Linked DNA regions of Homo sapiens: region 1 is linked to region 2. The links are chromatin loops, found by intact Hi-C in ENCODE. Cell type or tissue: heart left ventricle. All regions are shown on one strand. Each heading gives the region's core, and the rest is flanking DNA. Links, peaks and the distances in the headings are about the cores only. Region 1 overlaps AGBL4 (AGBL carboxypeptidase 4). Region 2 overlaps AGBL4 (AGBL carboxypeptidase 4).

Evidence for each region. Hi-C counts contacts between places; a loop is a spot of excess contacts. Peaks named below come from ENCODE experiments on the same cell type or tissue, not always from the same donor. Only the 100,000 strongest peaks of a DNase experiment are listed, where the experiment ranks them.
Region 1: it touches region 2 in a loop (2.2-fold over the local background); 64 of 110 quality-filtered maps call a loop at or near these places.

Annotation. Positions count from the first base shown.
Region 1 is chr1:48,803,466-48,806,383 of GRCh38, reverse strand. All of the region lies in intron 6 of AGBL4 (AGBL carboxypeptidase 4), which reads left to right. Among named protein-coding and RNA genes, the nearest start is that of BEND5, 28 kb to the right of the region's middle. In heart left ventricle, for the core only: no CTCF peak of the experiment used is centred there; no DNase peak of the experiment used is centred there.
Region 2 is chr1:48,683,361-48,686,278 of GRCh38, reverse strand. All of the region lies in intron 6 of AGBL4 (AGBL carboxypeptidase 4), which reads left to right. Among named protein-coding and RNA genes, the nearest start is that of BEND5, 92 kb to the left of the region's middle. In heart left ventricle, for the core only: no CTCF peak of the experiment used is centred there; no DNase peak of the experiment used is centred there; H3K27ac peaks cover 262 bases.

The DNA of each region.
Region 1 (2,918 bases), core at 190-2,689, 120 kb before region 2:
CTGTCCCTGCTGGAGTGTGAGGGGAACAGACCACTGCTTATGGGATGAGGAAGATGTAGTTGGGCCTCGAACACCAGATGAGAAGTCACATCTTTTTGCCCCATTCTACCATCTTCACATGAGAATTGACTTAGTACAGGGCAAATATTCAGGCTTCTAAGAGTCCAAGGATTTGCATTTCCAAGGTTATGAAGAAAGGCATGTAGTAAATGTGTATATAGGCATCCAAGATGTGAAAGGTGTGATTATTTTCAGAACCTAATCTCATACCTTTCCATCCTTGCTGAACCGAATATTGCAAATATATTCTCATTTGTATTTGGAATGGTGTGTTTCTAAGCAATCATCATTCTGAATACTCATCCCAACCAGGAGATGACCTGAATATTTAATAGAATAAAAATGTATATATTAGATTACTTATTCAAATGCCTATCTGGCAGCTTGGATAGAATTAAGCAATAGTCCAATCTGGCTGTTGTTTTATGCATAGGATGTCAAAGCTAAACAGCCCTTAGAGAATATTCTCTTATTCTTTCTCTGCACAGAATCTCATCTTGTCCTGTTCACAGATGAGGAAACAGGCTGAGAGAGGGGGTCATAGAGCATGAGATGGGAGACCAAGGACCAATGCTACCATTTAGTGGCTAGGCAAGGTAATATTGTCCCTGTTGGACAAAGGAAGCAACTGAGGTTCGTTGTGGTGAAGTAACTTTTGCAGAGTCACATAGCTGGAAAATCACACAGTTGTCTGCATCCTGGGCCATTATTCTTTTGCACTACCTCACTGAGCCCCTAATATAGCCCAAGGGTGTGTTTCACCTTTCATGCCACCTTCAGACAATCTGGCAGGTACTTTGACTATGAAATCTTAGGAAATGATGTTATTATCCCTGTTCCATAGTTGAGGAAATCCCCATGAAATATGAAACTACATTTTAGATTCCCCAAACCAGGGATTCTACCGCACAGCTATTCTACCTTGCATGCTCTAAATGCTCCACAACATCAAGCAAGAGCACATTGTTCTGCCATTACAATAACAAAAGGCAATAACCCAAATTTGCCTTTTGAAATGAGCCCAAATATTCCTTTTGATGGAAAACATTCCCTCAGAAACTTAGTTAGATGTCATTTCTAAGAAAACTTCCCTGTGCACTCCCTACCCCAAACCCCAGAGCACTTCTCACATAGTATCGTCATTGTATAGGGGATATTCTCCCCACTAAATCGTGAGTACTTTGAGTCCAATAACCACCTCTGACTGTTTTCTGCATCTCTAGCATGGGGGTCTGGTACCCAGCAGGTTTCTGAGATTTGCTGAACAGATGAATAGATATTTGGGTAGCATCACTGCAGGGTGATATAATAAGACTATGGGTAGGAACTCAAGGGGAAGGGACTCTTCTCCCGCTCCCAACCAACCAGAGTTTGTTAATCTCTGACTATCAAAGAGAATATGGCAAGCCCTAAAACTTAACATGGTGCTTCCATCCCCAGCAAACAATAACTGAAATGTAAAACAAAATTTCTGAGCTTCCTATGATTTTGCCATTGCTGGGGAAGAAGAAAACACCATCTGCAGCACATGTTTCTATTCAGACTTGAACCTCACTTCATCTCACCAGACAATTCTGAAAGCACTTCAGCATTCTTTCCAGTACCATCTTTGCTAGTCTGTCCCTCCAGACCCCTAGAGCCCCTACCCCTCCAGGAATGATTCCCCAGCTCAATAGCCCACCATGATATCTCCCTTCTAGCTCCTCTTTCTTACCGGATGCACCATTTCTTTCTTGTTTATCAGATGCTGCCTCTTATTTGTCAGTTATGGATGGTCAGTGTTGGGGGAGAGAGGCAGTGTGGGCCAGTGAAGAGATCATAGGCTCTGGGCTCAGAGAGACTTGTGTATAAATCCCAACTTGACCAGCGAATAACTGCAAAACCTTGGAACATTTCTTTGACCACTCCCAGACAGTAAAATAGAGAGTAAAACTTCACTCTCAGAATTGTTGGGAGGTATGCAGGGACCTTGATAACTGAGGGCATTTTCTCTGAAGCTAGGGAGCTCATGCTTTATCTACAGACAACCCTGTAATGGGATACCTTTTAGAAATAATGCTTTGGCTATTGCACATGGAATGGATTGGAGAAGAGGCAGTAGAGGAGATAAACCAGGCAGGAAAATTTGCAGGAATGGTCATGAGTTGGCAGGGTGGAGAGAGTTGTTGCAGTATAAAGTTACAAGAGATAGTAGCCTGAACAAAAGAGGTAATAAATAATAATAAGAGCTAGTGTTTGTGAGCTTCTACTCTGGGCCAGGATTATGCTATCACTTTTTGGGATTTTTTAAAATCTTGTTAATAATCTAAGATTTTTAATCTCCATTTTATAGATGAGGAAACTGAGATGTTGAGAGGTTAAGCAAAGTATCCAAAATGACAAAATGACATACTAAGAAAACTTGGATTCAAGTCTAGACAATATCATTCCAGAGCCTAAGTGCTTAACCACCAGACTAGCTCACAATTGTAGCAGAGATTGGAGAAGAACCATTCAGATAGTGAAACTGGCAGAACTTTTTGAAAGATTGGCAAGAGTGGGCAAGAAAGAGGGTAAAGCATAGGATACTCTCAAGTTTCTCTCCCAAGGTCTGCAGGTCCTGAGAGGCAGAGCCAAGATTTTAACCCAGTTTTGTCTAATGACAAAGCACTTCCTCTTTTCATAGCCTCAGAAAATTTTACCTCAGACCTTAGTGAGTTACAGATCTGTACCTTCCCCAGAATTTTGTAATTCCTTTGTTTAAACCATTATACCATGACTTGCCTTCCTTAAGATGTCCAGGGTATATATTTCTTTACAGAGGGATTTATTATCAATTACAAAGAAAAATTGACAGGAAAATGCATTTGATAGCTTTC
Region 2 (2,918 bases), core at 176-2,675:
GCCATGCGTGGACTGTGGGGATTCAGAGGCAGGGCACCTAACCAAGGTGAGGGCAAGGAGACTGTGGGTAAGTCTTCCTGGAGGCGGTAATAACTAAGCTAAGATATGAAGGACCAGTAGATCCTGGCTGTGTTATTAACAAGCTGAGTGACTTCCCCTTTCTGATGCTCAGTTTTGTCATCTGTAAAATGGGGATGACAATGGCTATCTCATAGGGATTTGGAGGGGATTCAATGAAACAGTTACATAAAAGTCAATTGACCATACTGAGCCTCAGTTTTCTCATCTCTAAAATGGGGGCAACAACAAGCCTAACTCAGAGGGCTTTTGTGAAAGGCAAATGATGCATGACAGAGCTTAGTAGATTCTAAGATGCTGCTCCACAACAATTTTAGTTGTGACTATTGCCATCATGATCCAGAGCTTAAGGCTGGTGATCAAGAGATACTGGCTCTGACTTCATGGGAGGTAGATTTTATTTAATTATTTTGGTAATTCAGTTTTCATTTTCCTGCTTGCACCCCTACTTCCTAGGTGAAGAAAGGAGACACCATTTACTAAGAGTTTCCCATATGCCAGGCCGTGGGCTAGTTCTTCATATGCCATCTCCTTGTAATGCTCATAAGAGTCCTTCAAGGTAGCATTTCTATGTCTTTTTTCAAAGATGCAGCAATAGACTCTAATTTTTCAAAGGCTGCACAGCTAGGAGTAAGTACTGTCAGTTTTCCACTCCTGGTGATATGGAGGGGTGGAAGATTAACCCGCCTGCCCACATGGAGCCCAAGGCATCTTGTTCTGACAAGGCTTCCTGAGATGATGGCTATGGGGGGGTCATGACTCCTGGAATGGCACAGGCAGAAGGCTGAAGAGAAGTCTTCTCGTCTAATTCCTAAGAAGGGACAAGTGAGACCTAAAGAATGAATTATACTGACACAATGAGATAGTAAAACATCTCTGTAAGATGTTTAAGGCTCCATGGCTTACAATAAAAATGTATTAGCCCCATGGACATTATTTTTTAATTTAAAAAGTTAGTTTCCAATACTTAGAAATTAGAGATTTTATATAGAAGTCAAGGTCTCATTTGACTGATTCAAATTTGAAAAATTCTATGAAAGGATCGTGGAACTTGGGGCCTCATTCCTACCAGACAGTTCCTGGCAGTTGCTGAGGAGGGCTGGCCCCTCCAGACAGGCCGTGTGCACCATGCACCATGTCTCTGCCTCAGCCTATATCTCCAGAGTGTCTGCTCCAGTCCTTTACTCACCTGCCCTGCCTCAGGAGTCATTTGCCTTCAGAGCTCCTCCTGCACAGTGTTTTCTCAGGCCTGAGAAGTGAAGGCAGGAATTGAACTGGGCCCTCTGATTACCTGTTTCTTTCCACCACAGCAAGGTGCTTTATACAGAACATTTTGTAGGAAGTCTAGATTGATTCTGCCCTAGTTAGATTTCCTATAGTCTAGCACCAAAGTAGTTTTCCTTGGATTCTCTCTTTTCCTTATTTTTAATGGATAAGGATCTCAAAGTTTGTTTTCTGATTGGCATTCTATAAAGAAAAAAAAAAGTTTTTATTTTTGGATTAACCCTGGTGTCTGATGCCTTTTAGGCCACCCTCTTTAAACTGTTAGATGCATGTTGCCTTTTCACAATGTTAGGCATAAGTGGCACTTGAATTAAGGTACCTGCTGACTCCTTCTTCCGGGCTTCCAAGTGGACGGCCAAATAAGCAGGGTTCTTCCCTGAACTCTAATTGATCCTCATACTACCAGTCACATTCCAAACCACAATTGAGGCAAAGCTTAGTTGAATAGCCCAGTCAAAGGTTAGCCCTGGTGTCAGCTGAGTCTGGGGTCAGAACTCAGCCTATGACTACGTTAGTGCTCTGGCGGGGGCTGAAGACAGAGAATGTTTGGATTCTCTCTGCTTCTGCTTTGCTTTCCCCTTCTCTCCCTTCTTCTTTGGACTATTCACTAACATAGACCTCTTTGGCAAGCTTTCTCTTCACCACTGTCCAGGGCTTCACAGACTTGGCTTAAGAGAAGGAGCCAATCCGTTTGACTTCAGTGAAGACTGAGAGCACTTTGTGATGCTCAGCACAGAATAGACACACCCATGAGTCTTTAACTGTAGTCATAGTGATAGCCCTTGGGCATGGAAAGGAAAATCCCTCATCTCTTCCCAATTCCTTCTGGGATGTGAAGCCTGGGTCTCTGGGACTGTATACGCAGTGGCCTAGGCAGCCAGATTCTGAATGCCTGCAGAGCCAGAGAAATAATGTTTCTCTGGGCACATTTTCCAGGACATTTTTAGAATGCCATATGACTGCCAAGGAGTGCTTTCTTATTAGATTTTCAAAATGTTGCCTCAAAACTGGAAGGATGACTTAGGCCGTCTTCCTCATTCATTCTCCAGTCTAGCAAAGTGGAAAGTAATTACATTCAGTGTGGTTTTGACAAGTCAGCTGTTGACTGGTAGGTAATTACAGAGCTAATGCTCCATGGCTCATCAATAAGCTCTGACCTCACCTTCTGATCAGTGGTTCAAGTCCTGACAACTTAATGTTTTTGCTTGTTAATGGAGCCAGACGACCTAGAATTAGGAAGTCCCTTGAGGACAGCAAATCCACCCCTCTACTCAGACCCTCTTTGAGGCCCAGCCTTACACACAACCTCCCATGAATACAAGTTGCTGGAAAGAGATTTTTTTTGAACACGCTTTTTGTGGTGGTTTTGCCTCATCCCAAATACTCTCCCTCATCCTGATTCTGAGTCATGATGGATGGCGGGTAGAAGCTAGAGGTCAACTGTGATTTAGAATGAGACTCTGTGTGGACTGCACATGTGGAGTGGCAGAAGGCTGGGCTCTGTCAGTCCAGTTGAAAGCTGAGGAAGGCCAATGCCAAGGTCTTCTATGTTAGGA